2 separate regions of the Mus musculus genome follow, and region 1 is linked to region 2. The links are chromatin loops, found by intact Hi-C in ENCODE. Cell type or tissue: heart. All regions are shown on one strand. Each heading gives the region's core, and the rest is flanking DNA. Links, peaks and the distances in the headings are about the cores only.

Region 1 (10,002 bases), core at 791-8,790, 390 kb after region 2:
GAGGTATGTAAATAGAACTGGAGTGATGGAAGAATGGGGAGAGAGGGGCAGGTAGACCGGGAGATGACAGAGCAGGTGACAGGGAGCAGGGGTAGAGAGTTCCTGTCACCAGCCACCCTGCTGGCCCAGGGCTGAGCAGTTTCTGAGCCCTGATGCTGGATGGTCAGTCCCAGGAGATATTCATAAACCTGGATGCTTGCCCCACTAGGTAGTTCAGAGAGACATCTGCCAGATTTGGTAATCTGGGGGACTGATTTCTGGCTCTGTGTCAACTACTTTCTGGTATTTTGAAATTCCCAAGTGCCTTCTAATTACACCTCCCCTTTGGGGCTGGGACCCAAGGCTTTGAGCATATCAGGGAAGAGTCTTACCATGGAGCCACATCCCAGCCCCTCACTGGGGAATTCTAAAATGTGCTCTCCTCTCATGGCCCCTCTCCATTCCAAAGGTGAACTCCACCGTCTCTGAGTGGAGACTCCTCCCCCCAGCCCCTTTTTTAGACAAGGGCTCATTCTGTAGCCCAGGCTAGCCTCAAACACACGGTGATCCTTCTGCCTCAGGGCCCCTTCCAGTAGTGTGACCAGCCTGTACCATTATCACCACACCTGGCAGCCCTGAGCCTGTGACAGTCACATGAAGCAGGATAGAAAGAGGGAATAAAGTGGATGTGCATGGAAGGGGAAAGGAACCTTTGTCACAGTGTCTGGCTGAGTCACCAGTTGAAAGTTAAGAGTTGGGCTGGAGAGATGGCTCCGAGGTTAAGAGCACTAACTGCTCTTCTGAAGGTCCTGAGTTCAAATCCCAGCAACCACATGGTGGCTCACAACCATCTGTAATGAGATTGGATGCCCTCGTCTGGAGCGCCTGAAGACAGTTACAGTGTACTTACATATAATAAATATTTTTTTTTAAAAAAAGGAAAGTTAAGAGTTGCAGTACAAACAGGATCTGTGGGCCAGCCTGATAGTTCAGTGGTTAGACACTCACCACCAAGCCTGAAAACCTGCATTCCATACCCAGGACCACAAGGGGGAAGGAGAAAACTGACTCCTGCAAGTTTGTATCCTTTGACCTCCACATGTGCTGTAGCACCCCTGTGTTAGCGTCCTCCCATCAAACAAAAACAACAACAAAACAAAACAAAACAAAAACAAAAAACTTTTTGTTCTGGTTTCCAAAAAAAAAAAAAAGCCTTCTACACCGAGCCTTGTAGAAGTCAGAGGCATTTATGATCACGCTCCTCTCAAAGCTCTAAACTGCAAACTTTAAGGAACTTAGAAAACAATTTTCTGTTTCTGGGGATCTCATAAAGGAAAGTATAGCCTGTGTGTGCAAGACGAAGCGTCCCCGGCTCCGCTGCGGACTCCGGCTTCAACCTGAGAACTGGACTCTTTCCTGATGAACCCTGGAAAATACCTTGTGCTGGTTTACCAAGAAAAAGGAAAAATAAGTTCCACTGAATAAAGTCAGAAACCTAATTTAAAAAAAATCAAAGTGAGCCAAGCTCACTTGAGGGTGGGAACGGTGCTGTCTTGTGAAACCCGCACCCTGGCACCCAGGTGCCCTGGAGAGTACAACCCTCCCCTGAGCCTTTCTCTATGTCAGAATCCTTTCTTGGGACTGGAGAGATGGCTCAGAAGTTAAGAGTCCTGGCTGTTCTTCCATATGAGTTCAGCGACTAGCACCCAGGTGGCAGCTAACATGCAACTTAGCTCCAGGGAGGTCTGATGCCCTCTTCTTGCTCTATGGGCAAAGCACTCATGTGCGCCCCCCCCCCCCAGTTGAAAATCTATTTAAAAAAATTTTTTTTTGGTACCTTTCCTTGATGGGTGTGAGTTGGTGAGACTGCAGATCTGCATGTGACGTAACCTGTGTGTGATGTCAGAGGGCAATCTGAGGATGTTGATCCCCACTCTCTTAGTCAGGGTTTCTATTCCTGCACAAAACATCATGACCAAGAAGCAAATTGGGGAGGAAAGGGTTTATTCAGCTTACATGTTGTTGTTCATCACCAAAGGAAGTCAGGACTGGAACTCAAGCAGGTCAGGGAAGCAGGAGCTGATGCAGAGGCCATGGAGGGATGTTCCTTACTGGCTTGCTTCCCCTGGCTTGCTCAGCCTGCTCTCTTATAGAACCCAAGACTACCAGTCCAGGGATGGTCCCATCCACAATGGGCCCTACCCACTTGATCACTAATTGAGAAAATGCCTTACAGTTGGATCTCATGGAGGCATTTCCTCAACTGAAGCTCCTTTCTCTGTGATAACTCCAGCTGTGTCCAGTTGACACACAAAACCATCCAGTGCACACGCCATCTACCTTGAGACAGGGTGTTGTGGTGGTTTGAAGAATGGCCTCCATAGGCTCATTTATTTAAATGCTAAGTCACCAGGGAGTGTCATTATTTGAGGATGAGAAGGAGTAGGTGGCATGGCCTTGTTGGAGATGTGTCACTTGGAGTGGGCTTTGAGGTTTCAAAGGCCCACACCAGGCCCAACGTCTCCATGCTTGAGCATCTAAGCTCTCAACTATTTCTCCAGCATCTTGTCTGCTTGTGCGTCACCTCACTCCCCACAATGATGAACACGGACTAATCCTAAGAAGCTGTAAGCAAGCCCCCAATTAAATCTTTCATCCTATGAGAGGCCTTGGTCGTGGTGACTTGTCGTAGCAATGGGATAGTAACTCAGGGGTCTTTGTTTTGCTTGCCACTGTGTGTGTAGCAGAGTAGCTGTCCTTTGAGTTTCCAAGGGGTCTCCTATGTGTGCCTTCCATCTTGGCACAGAGGTGCTAGGATCACAGCCTTATGCTTCTGAGCCTGGCTTCCTGTGGGTTTTGGAATGTCAGATCGGGGCCTCATTTTACCCAGCAAGTACTTTTAACTCCTGAGCCACATCCTCATCACCCAAAATAATTTTTTGAGATCTACTTACTTAAATTTTTTTTTCTGTGCCTGTGCGCCGCAGGGGTGCAGTGCCCACGGAGGCACCAGAACCCCTGAAACAGAAGGTTTTGAGCTGTGGTGTGTTGCTGGGGATCCAACCCGGTCCTTTGGAAAAGCAGCCAGCCCTTAACCACTAGCCGTCTTTCCAGCCCTAAAACTGTTTCTTAATTCTAACTCTGCTTCACACTGGCTGGGTGCTTAGGAGTCCTCACTGCCTTTGCAGAGGACCTGAGTTTCGAGTTTCCGAGTGCCCATGTCTGGTGGTTTGCAGCTGCCTAGGACTCTCTAGCTCCAGGGAATCTAAACCCTCTTCTGGGTTCCATGAACACACACACACACACACACACACACACACACACACACACACACACGCACACATACGCAATTTAAAAGTAAAATAAGATCAAGGGGTGGTGGTTCACCCTTTTATTCTAGGACAGGCAGATGTCTGCGACTTCAAGGCCAATCTGGTCTTATATAGTGAGTTCCAGCTAACCTGACTCAGAAATAAGTCGATTAACTAAATTATAATCTTTAAAGCACATACTATAATCCTGGCATATAACAGGTATTTACTAGCCGGGTAGTGGTGGCGCATGCCTTTAATCCCAGCACTTGGGAGGCAGAGGCAGGTGGATTTCTGAGTTCGAGGCCAGCCTGGTCTACAGAGTGAGTTCCAGAACAGCCAGGGCTACACAGGGAAACACTGCCTCGAAAAACAAAAACAAGTATTTACTTTTAAAAATAAGCATAGTGATAATAATAATAAAAAAAAAATCCCATCTTTGTCTGAGTGAAGGTCTGTGAAAGAATTTCCCGGGCAGCAGAGCTACCCATTCGAAGCGCTCAGCTTCCTCACAAAAAGGAGCCGCCTCAGAACCCCAGCTGCCCATTCATAGCACCCTGGGGAACGTTCAGAGCAGAATCGATGCTCCGTCCCACCCCAAGCCCAGTGGTGGGAATTGACAAAGCCCTCAGTGGCTCTCCACAGCGCCGGCCCGAGACACATCCATCTCCGCTGGACTGCGGTTGAGAAAATGCCAAGTTGATAGCTCCCTGAGGACTCAGAAACCACATAAATGGTCAAGCCCTGGGGGAAGGAGGGATGTGGAGGGCGCAAAGGTTGACTTGGTTCCGCGGTTGAAAAACCGCTGACAGCCAAGCCCACCTGGAGAGTGAAGAGACGGGGTGAGGCAGGAAGGTTTGCTCCGGAAGCTTTCAATGGAGGACTCGCAGACTAGGGGTTGCAAAGGGCTCCTCAGCCCGCTCGGAGTGTGTGGCACAGCAGGTGAAAAGCCGTTAGGGTGCGGCTGCTCAGCCGTTTTTTTGAGTTACGGGGCTAAGGGTATAGCAGAAGGGCCTGGTGTGAGCCATGTGGGTAGGGAGGTGCAGGGAGGGAGAGGCCACTCTATTTACAGGAGGAGGTGGATGCTTGGGAAATACCTGGTTGAGAGCTCAGGCAGGAGTCTCAGTCTCCTGCCAATTAAAATCTAGGAAAATAGTCTGACACCGCCACCATGCGGCCATTTCTGGTTTTGCGTACAAGGAGTCCTTGCATTTGAGGACAAAGGGTGCTGTTACTGGCTCTGATCAACAGAGGGCGCGACCGCTAGTTCGTCTTGGTCTCAGTTTGCTTGTAACCCACTAAAATTGCGCGGATCTGAACTAAACGGATTTACAAATCTGTTCGTGATTGGAAATTTCTAGTCCTTTTCCCGAAGACCCAGAGCATACAAATGATTTTTCTTTTTTCACTTTGGGGAGGTTGGAGGAGGCAGGAAGGTTGGCGTGTGCTAACAGATCTCCTCTATTTTGGGGTTCTGGACACTTCTATTGGAAAGGGATTTGATGGCAGGTGATCACAGTTGAATAGGAGTTTGCTAAGACAAGAAAAAAATAAAAGGAAGAAATATTATCATTTTTTAAGATAACCAGGGAAGGAATTATATCCAGACTCTTTACACACAGTCGCAACATCTGCCCACACCTTTGATCTCTGGCAATCCTTAGTGTGGCCTTTCTTTAAACAGATTTTCACCTTTGCTGGGTAGGAGTGCTCAGAGAGACAGGTCTGAAGTCCTGAGCAAGCTGTTTAGTGCCAGATGGAGAATTGGGCCCTGGAAGTTCTTTTCTGTGCCCTGGCACTCACAGCTGAAATGCCCCTTAAATACTCATGTGACCTAAAGATTCCTACGCATTCTTCAAAACCCACTTCTCCCTCAGACCTAGGGGTCCAAGCTCCAGCACTCCTCCCACAGACATAGGACTCTAAGCCCAACCTCCTCCCACAGATGCAAGAGATCCAAGGCCCAGCCTCCTTCCACAGACTTGGAGGTCCAGGGCCCAGCCTCTTCCCACAGATTTTGAGATCCAGGACCCAGTCTCCTTTCTCAGACCCAGAGGTCCAGGACCCAGCTTCCTCCCTCAGATTCAGAGGTCCAGGGCCCAGCCTCCTCCCATAGACTTGGAGGGACAGGTCCCTAGCCTCCTCCCTGAGATCTAGGGACCAGGTCTCTCCTTTTCATCTTCCTGCTGAGATCCATGGTTGTGGGGAGCAGGGCTTAGGGAGCAGGGAGCCTTGGTCTGGTGCTGTTACATTTATTGGATCTCAGAGGCCAGCGCAATGGCAGAGCAGGCGGGGGCCAAGCTGGTGGAGTGGGGCGTCATGCCTTCTTACTGCTGAGCCTAGAGCAGAGATAGAAGTACAATGTAGACACGTGGCAGCTCAGGATAGTAAAAGCTCCAGGGCCAAATGAAGAGAGACAGGAGAGACAGAGCCCTCTCATCCCGCCTCCCCCTCACCTTGTTGAAGAAGTAGATGGAGGCTAGGATGGTGAACACGGCCATGGCCAAGGTCACATTCTGGGGGAGGAGGTCAGGAGTCAGCTCCCTCCCCTCCCTCCCCCCACCTCTGCCCCAGCCCCTTCACCTGTCCTCACTTCCTGCAAGTTCATAGCCATGGGTCCTAGCCGCACAGCACTTGGCCTCCCTCACCCAGACCTCGGAGTCAGACAGGAAAGAGGCTCCGAGAATGGGAGGGGGTTGTCGGGGAGACCAGAATGGTGACCATGGAGACCAGGGAAGGGCATTTTGGGTAGAAGAGACATTCACACTGGGGATTGGTGGGGAAGGGGATGTGGGTGTGTAATTCACTCATGGTACCTAAATCCAGCATGAAGACCTATGAGATTGGAGAGTACGGACCTGGATCTCCACACTGGGTTCTCTTTTCTTCCCTAGAGTGTGCTGGGGAGCCATGGGAGAGTTGTGAGCAGGGAAGGAACAGATTGGCTCTGGTATGTTGAGGCAGGAGAATGACTGAGGTATAAAGACGGGGTCCAGTGGTACAGGCAAAATGGCATCCTCGTGTCTGCCAGATGCAAGGGTGGGAACTAACAGTCAGGACTTAGCCTAGAATTTGGTCCCCCAGCTTGTGAAGGTGGCAGAATGTTCATCGTGGTGTGAAGCCTGGTGCTGGTAGGTGACAGCTTCTGAGCTCTGGACCACAGAGACAGCAGCAAGGCACTTTGACTGTGACCACTCAGTGTTCTTTGTAGGTTCCTGACTCCTCTTTATACCTTTAAAATGACTTTCCAGGTTATTAGAGGTACAGAGGAGAGGGGAGATACGTGTGTGTGTGTGTGTGTGTGTGTGTGCATGCACGCGTGTGCGTGTAACTGCCTCCACCTCCCACTGATGGCTACCAGCTGTGCATAGAGGGAATGCACCACTGGAGGGGCCCCACTCTTTGCAGTGATACCTCAGGCTGGACACTGAGAGGGGGACACACATGGTGAGAAGCCACTTAGGGTGATGCCAGTGTGGGCTTAATCCCAGCTCTGACGCCTGCCAGTGGAATGACCTTCGGTGACTCACAAAGATGTCTTCACCATTTTTTAAGTAATCCCCCACCCCCACCCCAGCAAAGGAGCTCAGGGGTGACTCAGTGGGTAAGTACTTAAGTGTGAGGACCTGAGTTTGATTCCCTAGCTCGCCTATAAAAAGCCAGGCATGGTGCTTGTGCCAGCCACCTCGGCACTAGAGGTAGAGACAGGAGAATCCCTGGGGCTTGCTGGCCAAATCAGTGAACTCCAGGTTCAGTGAGAATGATCACAATAGGTGAAAAGCAATCAAACAAGACCTTTGGCTTTGACCTCTGACCTCTACACAGAGGAGCACTTCTGTTTGTGGTGCAGGTGTTTCTGCAGTCCAGGGGGGAAGATGGCTCAAGAGGCTCACAAAACTCAAGACATCTTTCCAGGTTCACCCATTATAGAAGACGTAGGTGGTTGCTGGAGAGAAGACTCCTTAAAAAAAAAAAAAGATTAGTTGAGTATGTATACAGCATTCTGTCTGCACGCATGCTTGCAGGACAGAAGAGGGCACCGGATTGCATGGTTATCTCTCTAGATGCTTGCAAGTCACCATGTGGTTGCTGGGAATTGAACTCAGGACCTCTGGAAGAGCAGCTGGTGCTCTTAACCTCTGAGCCATCTCTCAGGCCCCCAAGAGAAAATTCTTAAGTGGAACTGCCTTTGAGGTGCACAGAGGACCCCGGTAACACATCTGTCTTCCTTGCAGCATCTGTCTAGAACTTTCCAGTGCAGCAGCTGCTTTTGAGTCACAATCCCGTGAGTGACCCCAATAAACTAACTGCTTCACCATGCTGGACATGGAGTAATTTCTTGGGTTAGCAACACTGCTGTTCTTTCTGGATTGAAGTCATCTTCAGCTAGAAGGTGCATAGAGAGTTCAGCCTGAGACAATAAGACACTAAGTGAATAAACTAATAAAGAGAATAAAGATGAAGGGCTGTTGAGAGAGTTCAGTGGGGAGTCTGTTGACAAGCCTAATAACCAGAGTTTATGTCTCCAAACTCACAGAACTGACAAGTTCTCCTGTGACCTCTGCATGTGCACTGTGGCATCTGGGTGCCCCCATGTCACAAGTGTAATACATTTTTTCATGAAGAAAAAGAATAAACATACGGGGCTGGAGAGATGGCTCAGCAGGTGAGAGCACTGACTGCTCTTCTAGAGGTCCTGAGTTCAGTTCTCAGTACAGTGGCTCACAACCATCTGTGATGGGATCTGATGAGCTCTTCTGGGTGTGTCTGAAGACAGCTACAGTATACTCATATAAATACATACATACATAAATAAAATAGAACACACATATATTCATAGAGAGAGGCAGGGACACAAGATTATGTCACCGAATGGTGATTGTGACAGCTGAGGGAAGGTGGCACAGCTGGCCTTGAAACTGGAGTCGTGGAACACATCTCCAAGAGGAGGGAGGGCCAGGGAATGGGGTTCTACTTTATAGCTGGTACTGCAAGTGTGACGTGAGGACATCTGGGTTTCCAGCCAGTCACACAAACTGTGGACCTGGGACCTCAAGGGCAGCTTGGGGGTCATGGGTCCTCTGCCACTGCTTAGTCAATCGTTACAGCAGCAGGGAGTGAGGATCCCAGGAGACAGAGTATGCCACCATCTTGAGGGGGGCAGAATTTGCTCCCCACTCCATTTTGTTCTTTGGGATTAACAGATTTTTTTTTTTTTTTGAGACAGGGTCTTACACTATGTAACCCTGGCTGTCCATACACTAAGCTGGCCCTGAGCTCAGAGATCCACCTAGTCTCTGTCTCCTGAGTGCTAGGATTAAAGGCAGGCCTGGTTGGATTTAACAGAATCTTTGCAGCCATGGTGATACTCGGCTGCTATCTGAGCATTTGGGAAGCTGAAGTTGGAGTGTTGGGAGTTCTAGCCAGCCCAGGCTGCAGTGAGTTCAAGGCTAGCCTGGGCAATGTAGTTCAATTCTGTCTACAACATTTAAGAAGGGAAACGGGTGTTGTAGCTAAAGATGTAATATACAGCACTTGTTCAGCATGTGTGTAAATGCTAGTAGTATTAAACAAGACCCAGCTGCTTTGGGTTGCCTTTGCTGAGGGCCTCGGGCTGTTTCCAGAACTCACACAGTAGCTTACCACCATCTATAACACCAGTTCCAGAGGATCCAGTGCCCTTTTCTGGTCTCCACGGACACTTCATGCACATACATAGAAACACAAAATAAAAATAAAATCACGGCTGGATATAGTAAGCACACCTTGAATCCCAGCACTTGCGAGGCTGCGAATTCACTCTGTGGATTTGAGGACAGCCTGGTCTACATAGTGAGTTCTAGGACAGCTAGGGCTACATAGTGAGATCTTGTCTCAAACCACCACTTCAAACAAACAAACAAAAACTCCAAACTAAACAGCTAGATTCCCTCCTGAGCTAAGCCCTCCCAACTCGACCCATGAAGCCCATGAGCAATGACAATTGTCTTAGGATGTTCAGCTTGGGGCTAGGGAGGTGGTTCATTGGCATGTTTGCCCCACAAGCAAGCTGGGGACTGAGTTCATCTCCCCAATACCCGTGTGAAAGACCTTGGCATGGCAGCTTGTAACTGCAATCTTAGAGCTTGTTGAAGTTGAGACAGGAGGATTCCTGGAGCTTGGTCTATTCTGAATCAGCAAGTTCCAAGTTAAGTGAGAGACCCTGTCTCAGAGACTGTTTGAACAAGACACCTGACATCTGGCCTCCACACACATGAACACACACATAAATCACTAAATTTTAGGGTCATTTGTTATGTGGTCATCAACACAACTTCCAAACTGTTCCTCTCTGCAAATGGGCTGTCTTAAGTGCTTAATGCACCTTGACCTAGTCTGATGTGTTTTGTGAGATGAAGGCACACAGAGGTACAGTACCTTGCCTAATACTATACACCTTGTAATTGTGAGAGCATCGAACCTAGTCCATCTGACTTCTGGCTTGAGTATTTTGCTGCAGAGGCCCTGTTGGCTTTAACCAGGTGTATGCAGTGTGGAAAGAAAACAAAATCTTCAAAAAGTCCAAGGAGGCCTCAACAAATCCTGACATTTTAGGAAAACCAGGAGCCATGGAGAGGCCTGGGGGTTAGGCAGGGGGTGTCCCTGTAACTACCTCTCCGCTTTGCCATTTCCTACATGTCTCCTCAGGTAAATCAGTATCCTGTTGTGCCTC
Region 2 (10,002 bases), core at 1,022-9,021:
GTCCACTGGGTCAGTCAGGGTCAGTCCGTTTCTGTCAAGGTATAGAAGTCTCTAGGATAGCAGTCTTGGTTACATTATTTAACCTTGTCATAGTCCTGTGGTGTAGTTTCTTTCATTAGCACTCATTTCCAGATGGGGAAACTGAGGCAGGACAGTTACTGTCCATGGCCACAGTGAAGGGTAGGTGCTGAGGTAGGACTTGAACCCAGGGTCCTGGATACTGCTTCCCGTATTCACTCTGTGTTGAGTACTGTGTTGGACGTTAGTATTTTTTGAGATGGCCTCATGTAGCCCAGGCTGGCCCCTAACTCCTATGTATTTGAGGATGACTTTGAACCCCAGATTCTCCTGCCTTGATCTCCTGAGAGTTGGGATGATAGCTGTGGACAATACCTGGTCCATGTGGTTCTGAGAACGGAGTCTAGGGTTTTGTACATGCTAGACGAGGGGCTGTGGGGGGTTTTGTGTACCATGTCAGCATCATCTAGGTCGTGGACCATCGAGCTTGGCAGCAGCTGCCTTTACCCACTGAGCCATCTCAACCTTGCTTTTTTTTTTTTTAACGAGTTATATATTTCATCTTTTTGGAAACGGGCGTTTTTCCTGCATGTGTGTCTATGCATCAGTTATATGCCTGATGCCTGCTAAGGCCAGAAGAGGACATTGGACCCCCCTGGAACTAAAGTTGTGAGCTATTGTATGGGTGCTGGGAATTGAACCTGTGTCCTCTGCAATAGCAGCCAGTGTTCTTAACTACTGAGCCATCTCTCTAGCTCATATTGAATGTGTTTTAAACATTCCCAGACTCTGACTACAGCCTTGTTAGACAAGGAGCTGTGCTGAACCCATTTTTTAGATAGGTAAATGGAGGTACAAAGCAACTCAGAGACTGGGTCAGAGTCACACGAGAGGAGACTGGCTCACAGGGCTGGTTCAGACCTGACACGTGTCACAGGGTACATCATGGCAAGTTAGGTGGATGCCCTTGTGCTGTCTATAACCTGACATCTGTGCATAGAACCTGCACCCTCACCCTCACCTGTCCACAGAGTCTTCACCCATGAAAATATAGATTGTGTATAAGATTCACTAATAAGGTCCATGTGACACACAAACATGGACGCTTACTCTGGAACCACACCGAAGCCAACTCTTGTGTGGCTGAAGGATTTCCAGATCTGCGCCCTAAATGACGCTTCCTTTGAGAAGCACTGGAGGCTCCTCATCTTCTAGTCACCGCCTTAGCTCTGATTCAGTGTTCTTTTCTATGCTGATAATAGGACCTAGCACTTAGTAGGTGGTCAGAGTATATAGTGAGATGGTGGCACTATGCCCAGAGTTGCTGCAGAGTAGTCTAAGCTAGGCTTCTAGGGTCCTAGATCTCACTTTCCACTTTTTTTTTCAAAGACAGGGTTTCTCTGTGTAGCCCTGCCTGTCCTAGAACTCGCTCTGTAGACCAGGCTGGCCTCGAACTCAGAAATCCACCTGCCTCTGCCTCCCGGGTGCTGGGATTAAAGGTGTGCACCACCACTGTCCAGCTCACAGCTCACTTTCTAATTCTTGAGCCTGTGATGCCTGAGGTGGTGCACAGTAGGGGCTCAAATTGAAGTTGGTAGATGAATGGCATCTGTGTAATTTGGGTTCTTTGTCTCTACTGATGAGGAAATAAAAGGTTCAGAGAGGGACAGCTGCGTCTGTAAGGTCACTCAGGGAGGTTTAGTGGGGAGGGTATTTGAACACAGGAGGGTTGTACAAGACAATGCTGATATTTCTTTATGGTTCTGGAAAGGTTGTGAGATGCAACAGGGTCAGGAAACTTCAAGATTCTCTAGGTAACATGTCATTCCCCTCTGTCCCCGACAGATCGTGAGGATCAATCCATTCTCTGCACGTGAGTTGTCCTCAAGGGCTCCAGGGACAAAGGCTCCCATAGAATGTGGCGCTGTACCAGTGGGTGTGGAATTGGGTAAACTGGCAGAGTGCCAGCGGGCATGGCTCTACATAACTGTGTGGGGCAGGGGCTGCCTGGTCCCCCACCCACCCTACCTCCCCTTCCTCCCTCCACAGGGGAGAGTCTGGCGCTGGGAAGACGGAGAACACCAAGAAGGTCATCCAGTACCTGGCCCATGTGGCATCATCTCCAAAGGGCAGGAAGGAGCCTGGTGTCCCTGTAAGCCACACGGCCTTAGGACACTCCAGACATGTCACCAGTAGCATCTTTTATTTTGGGCTGCACTCCACATTCACAGTTGGTTCAGGGCCCTATGTCTTCCCGTGCTACCTGGACACCTACTGTGTGCTCATTTGAGAATGGTGCTTTGGTGCACACTGCATGCTTCATTTTGAGGCCTGATATTAGGTGACCTGTGTCCAGGTTAGGGGGGCGGTAGAGGTACCCCTAGCCTCTGAGCCCTCAGGGAGTGGTTACCAACAATACTCATACTTACAGGAAGCCCCAGTCATGGTGGGTGAGTCCTGATGGGGGCAGAAGGAGGTGGTACAGTGAGACTTAAGCCTGGCACAAAATCTGCAAGGTTTCCCTGTCGCATGCTCCCTAGCCCCTTGTCCCCAGCTCTACCCTAAGGCCTCCAGTTCACCTGCATGTCTGTCCATGTTCCATGTGCCGTGTCCTGGTTCGTGTGTCCTGTCCTGTGACGTCCTCAGGCCTCCGTCAGCACCATGTCTTATGTGAGTAGCAGGAAATCCTCTTGCCACCCTAGTGCCACCCAGTGTCACTTGGGGCCACCAGCCCATAGCCATCCAGGAGACAGTGTCCGAGAATGGCATACCCGCCCCACAGGCACCCACCAAGCCATTGCTGACAGTTCTGCTCTGCACCTGCTAGGGCCACATGGCCCTCTAGCTCAGACAGACTATGTGCATGAAGTCAAGGTTGTCTACTGTTGCCATCAGCCCCACTGTGTTCAACAAGTCATAGAAAGTCCCTTATGTACAGACAACCATACGTACCCTGCCCTTCCTGGCAGCCTTGGCATGTGTATGTCCCTGGGCCCTGTACTGCTATTTACTTGGGTCTCCCTGTCTACAAAGATGGCTCTCCCACATTGTTTGTTCCAGGCCTGCTGTTGTGCTCATGTTCAGGCCTCATACTGGCATTTAATGCAATGCATGTGGCCAAGCACCCTCTCATTATACCAGCTCTACTGTATTCACGGGCCTAGACCCCATGCTGTCACTTATTACAGTCCTACTATGTGCCTGTAATTGCTCCCCTCTCCCAAGTATTCACGTGCACAAAGCAGGGGTCTTTGCCACCACTCAATGTGACCCCACTATGTGCACATGTCCAGACTCCATGTTGCTTTTAGTGCAGTCCTACTGTCTGCACAGAGCCATGCCCCCTCTATTGCTCATGGAAGCCCTAATGTGTCAATGCAACTAGGTCCTTACTGGCAGAGAAGCCATACTGTGTGCACACCCCAGTCCTACTCTATGCAGCCTGGGTCTGTACTGCCTGCCATGTGTACAGAGAGAGGCCACAGATACCATCACGTGGTAACCCAGACACCCAAGCCACTCCTCCCAGGCGGGCTGGAGAAACAAGCTTTCATAGAACCTGGCCTTACTTTGCACATCATCTTTTTTGTTTGTCTTTTTTTTTTTTCTGGAATAGGATCTTATTTTATAGCTCAGGCTGGCCCCAAATTTGCTCTATAGCACATGCTGGTCTTGAATTTATATCAACTTTCCTACCTTCTTCATGTTCCCAAATGCTGGGATTACAGGTGTGAGCCACCATGTGGGGCTGTGTTTGTTTGGTTTTTGTTGTTGTTGTTCATTTGACAAAGCCACTAACTGGTGTAGACTGAGAAAAACACATGCAGCACATTTATTGAGCACCTACTGTGTGCCTGGCTCTGAAACTGGAGGAGCTAGAAGTAAGCTTAGAATAAGGAACTGCCCTCACAGCACAAAACTACCAGTTATTGAATGCCCACTGTGCACCAGAGTGTTTGAAGCATTTTCTATGGGTAGTGAATTACATATTATTCTCTAAACTCGTTTCCACAAGTGACGTATGGGGACCTGTGAACCGCAGCAACGTTTTCGTGGCTGACAGTTTGATGTGCACCCTTCCAGACCTCTCTCCCTATGCTTACTATCGTGTATGTTTGTAGAAATAACCAGGTTGTTTGTGCTGTAGTTTCTAACCTGCTTTGTTTCTTATTAATGGGAACACGACTGGTTCTGCAACATTTTTCCCCTTTGTTTGGTTGGTTTATGTGCACTCAACAGTAAATCTCCAAGAATTTTCTCTGTTCCCCTCACTATACACATGGCAGGCAAGACTCTTCCACCCTGATACAAAAGGCCCCACCCAGAGAAGGCCAGCCCGACGCCCTGACCCCATGAGGGATTCTCCCTGTCTCACTAATGCACCGTCTCCCATGCCCTGCAGGGGGAGCTAGAGCGTCAGCTTCTTCAAGCCAACCCCATCCTAGAAGCCTTTGGCAATGCCAAGACGGTGAAGAACGACAACTCTTCCCGATTTGTGAGTATGGGGGCTGTGCATCTGTCAGTCTGGGAGGCTGGGGCCCGATTTGAGGGTAGGGAAGAAAGGAAGAGACAGGGGTCTGGACCCCTAGGGTCTGAGAGAGGAGGCTGGGGTCTGAACCCCGAGTCTAAGGGAGGAGGTCCTACAACCTAACTGCTGGTGTCTCAGCAAAGTTGTCTGGACCCGGATTTCCTGCAGAGTCCCTGCTTGGGACTCATTGCTGGTGTGAGCTTGGGGTAGGAGGAGGTCTGGATTTGGGGAGACCCCTGGCACGACTTAAGCCCTGCACCATTTTTGCTACAGGGCAAATTCATCCGCATCAACTTTGATATTGCTGGCTACATCGTGGGAGCAAACATCGAGACCTGTATCCTCTGAGGAACCTGGGAGGCATGGGTAGCAGCCAAGCAGGACAACCCTGAGCCTTCACCCTGAAAAGATGCCCCGTGGTGATGCTCAGCTGGGAACCGAGCAGCCTTGTGAGGGCATGCCTGTCTGGACCTTCGAATTCATGCATTTCTGATGTCCTGTTCAGCCCGTGGTCAGACTCTTGGCTGTGCTTTGTGGAGTGGGGGCATAGTAGTCCAGGGAGAGACAGGAGGGGATGGGTCCGGGAAAGCCAGGTGAGCGTCCAGAATTTTTTCTTAGTGGGATTATAGAGGGTGTGCTTAACTGTCTAAACAACAACATGGGAACGTGCAGGGGAAAGTCCCCTAGGAAATCTAGGCAGAGCTTCAGGGCTCAGTGTTATCAGGGTGAGGCAACCCCAGGGCTTGCTGGGTTACAATCTCCTCCTGGAATGGTAGGTACCACACTGAAGCACCACACAGTGAGGCATACCTGTCATCCCGGCACTCAAGACCCTCTCTCAAAATACCAAACAGAATGAGAGGCTGAGGGCTGAGGAGACGGCTCTCCTGCGGGTCCTGGGAACTGAACTCAGAGCTTCAGATTTAGTGGCAAGTGCCTTTACCCACTGAGCCTTATTGCAACCTCCCATTGAATTAAATGTACCTTACTCTGTTGTTTTGCGTGTGCTTTGGTCTGCGTACCACATCCTTGGTGCTGGCAGAGGCCAGAAAAGGGCATTTGATGTCCTGGGACAGAGTTACACATGGTTGTGAGTCATATCATGGATGCTGGGGATGGAACCCTGGTCCTCTGATTAAGAACCGCCTGTGGCACACGCCTTTGATCCCAACACTTGGAGGCAGAGGCAGGCAGATCTCTGAGTTCAATACCAGCCTGGTATACACAGTGAGTTCCAGGACAGCCAAAGATACACAGAGAAACCCTGTCTCAGAAAACTGTAAAGCAGCGTCAACAGCAAACAAACAAACACACCCACACAAGCCTGCTCTTAACTGCTGATCCATTCCTCCAGCTCCACGTTATTTTTATTTAATTAAATTAATTAATTAATTAATTTATCTTTGAGATGCTGGTCTGGAATTCATTATGCAGCCTAGGCTGATCTGCATTCCAAATACTTAGACTTCCGGCAGCAGGCTCCTTGACCTGCCTCCCCCACCAGATCTGTTGGAGAAGTCCCGGGCCATCAGACAGGCCAAGGATGAATGCAGCTTCCATATCTTCTACCAGCTGCTAGGGGGCGCTGGGGAGCAGCTAAAAGGTCAGTGTCACTCTTTCCCAGCCTGCTTTGCCCTGGGGTGGTTGAGAAACATAAGATCTCCCACTCTCCACACCCTCGCCATCCCCAGAACAGAGTCGTTGTGCCCAGTCCTGCCATCCCTATGATGTGTGGGAAGAGCGCAGTAGCAGAGCTGCGCAGCTCTGGGCTCCTGTCGTGTCCCAAGCCCTGCTTTTTTTATTTTTTTTAAAGATTTATTTATTATATGTAAGTTCACTGTAGCTGTCCTCAGACACTCCAGAAGAGGGAGTCAGATCTCCTTACGGATGGTTGTGAGCCACCATGTGGTTGCTGGGATTTGAACTCAGGACCTTCGGAAGAGCAGTCAGTGCTCTTAACCGCTGAGCCATCTCTCCAGCCCAAGCTCTGCTTTCTACCCTCTGCTTCCAGCTGCCTTCTGGCTTTCGCTCCTGCCTGCGGCATCTGCTCTGTTCCTGCACCCCTGTTCCTCCTGGCCCTATGGTGGCTCTGCCTTGTTGTGGCCTCTCGCAATTCCATGCTTCCAGTTGACCTTACTGTGTGCTGTTGCGCCTGCAAGCTGCCTTCTGTTGCGGTCCCTGCCGGCTCGGAGGCTATGCCAGAGGTTGTGCCCTCTCTTGTCTCCTCATTTTTTTTTCTTTTTAAGATTTATTTATTTTATATATGTGAGTACTATTGTTGTCTTCAGACACATCAGAACAGGGCATCCGATCCCATTACAGATGGTTGTGAGCCATCATGTGGTTGCTGGAATTGAACTCAGGGCCTCTGGAAGAGCAGTCAGTGTTCTCAACTGTTGAGCCATATCTCTAGCCCTCCTCTCTTTTTTAGACAAGACCTTGCTATGTAGCCCAGACTAGTCTGGAACTCCCAGCACCCTACTACCTCAGGCTCCTAAGTGCTAGAATAATAGCAAGCGAGCCACCGTGTCTGACTTTGTAGCTCCTTATTCCTCTTCCTTCTGCCCACAGCTTTTATTTATTTATTTATTATTAATATTATTATTATTATTTTGGTTTTTTGAGACAGGGTATAGCCCTCTGTATAGCCCTGGCTGTCCTGGAACTCACTTTGTAGACCAGGCTGGCCTCAAACCCAGAAATCCGCCTGCCTCTGCATCCCAAGTGCTGGGATTAAAGGCATGAGCCACCACTGCCCGGCTGTCCACAGCTTTTTATGTCCCTCCTGACTCCTATGTTGGTCCCCTGACACCCTGGTTCCAACTCTGTGGCTTCTGGCAGCATGTGTGTCTCCAGGTGCTGGCTCTGCCATCTTCTCCAGCACCTTCTCCAGCCTGCCTGCTCCAGGCCCACCCAGCCCAGCCCTCAGTGACAGACCTCAGGTACTGTCATGACACAGCTGACCCTAGCACTCCCTCTGTCCACAGCTGACCTCCTTCTGGAGCCCTGTTCCCATTATCGCTTCCTGACCAATGGGCCCTCATCGTCCCCGGGCCAGGAGCGTGAGTTATTCCAGGAGACCCTGGAGTCCCTGCGTGTGCTGGGCCTCCTCCCAGAAGAGATCACTGGTGAGTGAGCCTGGGCCACTCCTACCTGGGAATGGGGTTGTCTTTGAGAGTGAGTGTTTGAGTGTGAGTGTGCAAGTGTGTGTGAGCTGTGCCCATGAATGTGTTGCAGTGTGAGTGCAAGTATGTGCGTGTAAGAGTGTGAGTGAGTGTGTGTGTCAGGAGATGGCTTGTAGATGCTTTGTTGGTTCTGAGGATTAAACTCAGGCCATCTTGTATGTGTACATAAGCACAATTACTGACTGAGCCATCTTTTCGTCTTCAATTGAACTGATCCACCTCCCAGCCTACTGTCTAAGTATTTCTTGATACTGCTGTATATAAAAGGCTGGAGCTCTTCTGGGGAGGAGGTGGGCAGATCTCCCCTCCTCACCTCACGGACACTACAGACGTGAGATCAACCAGCCACATAAGTGATAGGAACCTGGTCAGAGTATGGGGAGTGGGGGTGGGTGCAGTGCAGGGAACCAGAGGGGTTGGAGTTGGAGTACAGCTCCACACAGGAGGCCAGACGAGGGTACCTGGGAGAAAAGGTGCTTGGATAGAGGCCTGGGGTGAGGACAGTAGGAAGAGCATTCTGGGGTGGCTGTGCAAAGGCCCTGGGGCAGGGGAAGTGTGTGTTGGAGAACTTGACGCTTCAGGAGTGAGTTGGGTCTTCTTTGAACTTCATTTGACATTTTATATTGCGATAGTAAGAAGAGCTCTTGGGGACAAACAGGACAGGAAGTGATGGCTTAACAGTGACGTGTGTCAGGTTGGCAAGGGCTGGCGTGTTCTGGTCAGTTTCTATTATCAACCCAGGAAGAGGGATGTCAGCTGAAGTCTTGTGTGTCAGATTGGCCTGTGTGCATGTCTGTAGGGGATCGTCTTGTTGATAATTAATGTCGGAGGACCCAGTCCATTGTGGGTGGTGCCACTCCTAGGTAGGTGTTTCGAGCTGGAGAGCAAAGCATTAAGCAGCATTTATCTATGGTTTTTGTTCCTTTTCCTGTTTGAGTTTCTGCCCTCACCTCAGTGATGAACTGAGCCCTGGAAGTGTGTGCCAAGTAAACCCTTTCTCCCGCTAAGGTGCTTTTGGTTAGAAGGTCTCACCACAGCAGCAGAAAGCAAAGTAGATCAGAAACTGAGACAGGGCCACTTGCTGCCCATAAACTCCCTATGTCACCAAGGATCACTTGAATTCCTAATTCTCCTGCCTCCGTTCCTACCTCCTGAGTGCTGGCGTGACAGGTGTGCACCATGCCTGGTTTATGTGGTGTTGGGGATGGAACCTAGAACCTCACGCATTGCTAGTCAGGTTCTCCACCAACTGAACTACATTTACAATCCTTTCGATTATGATGATGGTGATGGTGATGATTTTGTTTGTTTTAGAAAGAGTCTCATACTGGAGCCCAGACTGGCCAGGATCTGGCTGTGTAGCTAAGGAAAGCCCCAAGCTTATAGCAGTTTTCCTTTCTCAGCCTCCAGAGTATGACGATGGCAAGCACTGGCCCCTTTACCCAGCTGGACCACAGCATCTTTTGAGAGGTTTTGGTATCTTCCTTTTTGGGTGCACTGGGCTCTCAGACAGAGACCTCTAGGTGTATGTGCATCAGCTGGGCTCCACCTCACAATTTGATTCTCCTCGGGAGCTCATGTTGCCTTCAGGGCTCAATCTAGAGTGCTGAGCACCTCAATGTACCTCAGTGTACCCACTCATGGCCACACCTACAGCCATGGCTAGATTTCTTAACTATGGTTTTGTAATTCCCCGGACTGCTAGTCTTTCCCACCAGGCAACTAGCAATACAGAACCTGGCCATGATCATCAGCCCAGCCTCTTGATACCAGATGGCCCATGGTACCCTCCTATTGGGAGCCTGTGTGTACCGGGTTCAGTACTCAATTTTCAGAGTTTGAATGTGCTTTCAGCCTGATTTTTGGGCCACCACAACTTCAGCTACACTAACACCTTCCAGAGAGGACCATGTGTGGTCATCTTCATCCCAAGACTCCAGAGCCTGGCTCTAGACTTTCAGTGTCCACCCATACACATTTAACTTAACTCATTAATTTATTTTGGTGCTGAGATGTGACTGATGGGCAGGTGCACTATCACTGAGCAGCGAACTCAGCCCTTCACTGGGAGATTCCAAGCATACCCTAAAACAGCCATACCCTAACACACCTTGGTTGGTTTTGGCTGCAGAGGACCTACCTCGCCACCATCCACAAGGTGGCGCCAGTTCTCCACTTCTTAGCTCTGGGCTTGCGTGCCCTCCATCTAAGAAGTTTTGTATATTTTTGTTGGAGTGGCAGGCAGATGGGATCATGTGACAGCCTCCTTGT

What was found. Peaks named below come from ENCODE experiments on the same cell type or tissue, not always from the same donor. Only the 100,000 strongest peaks of a DNase experiment are listed, where the experiment ranks them.
Region 1: a loop joins it to region 2, with 2.9 times the contacts of the local background. A loop is called at or near these places in 4 of 42 quality-filtered maps.

Annotation. Positions count from the first base shown.
Region 1 is chr7:44,257,416-44,267,417 of GRCm38, reverse strand. It overlaps Gm15517 (predicted gene 15517), which reads right to left and starts at 5,977. Exons shown (of 3, transcript NM_001384596.1): 1 at 5,884-5,977; 2 at 5,747-5,806; 3 at 5,527-5,629. The coding sequence starts at 5,898. The coding sequence ends at 5,618. It also overlaps a transcript of Acp4 not described here. In heart, for the core only: a CTCF peak has its summit at 4,515 (motif pointing right); a DNase peak (open chromatin) is centred at 4,457; H3K4me3 peaks cover 702 bases; H3K27me3 peaks cover 4,566 bases.
Region 2 is chr7:44,650,103-44,660,104 of GRCm38, reverse strand. It overlaps Myh14 (myosin, heavy polypeptide 14), which reads left to right. Exons shown (of 42, transcript NM_001271540.1): 4 at 1,864-1,891; 5 at 2,068-2,170; 6 at 2,665-2,688; 7 at 4,421-4,513; 8 at 4,820-4,883; 9 at 6,051-6,149; 10 at 7,534-7,674. Among named protein-coding and RNA genes, the nearest start is that of 2310016G11Rik, 13 kb to the left of the region's middle. In heart, for the core only: CTCF peaks have their summits at 4,414 (motif pointing right) and 6,128; a DNase peak (open chromatin) is centred at 4,424; H3K27me3 peaks cover 3,464 bases.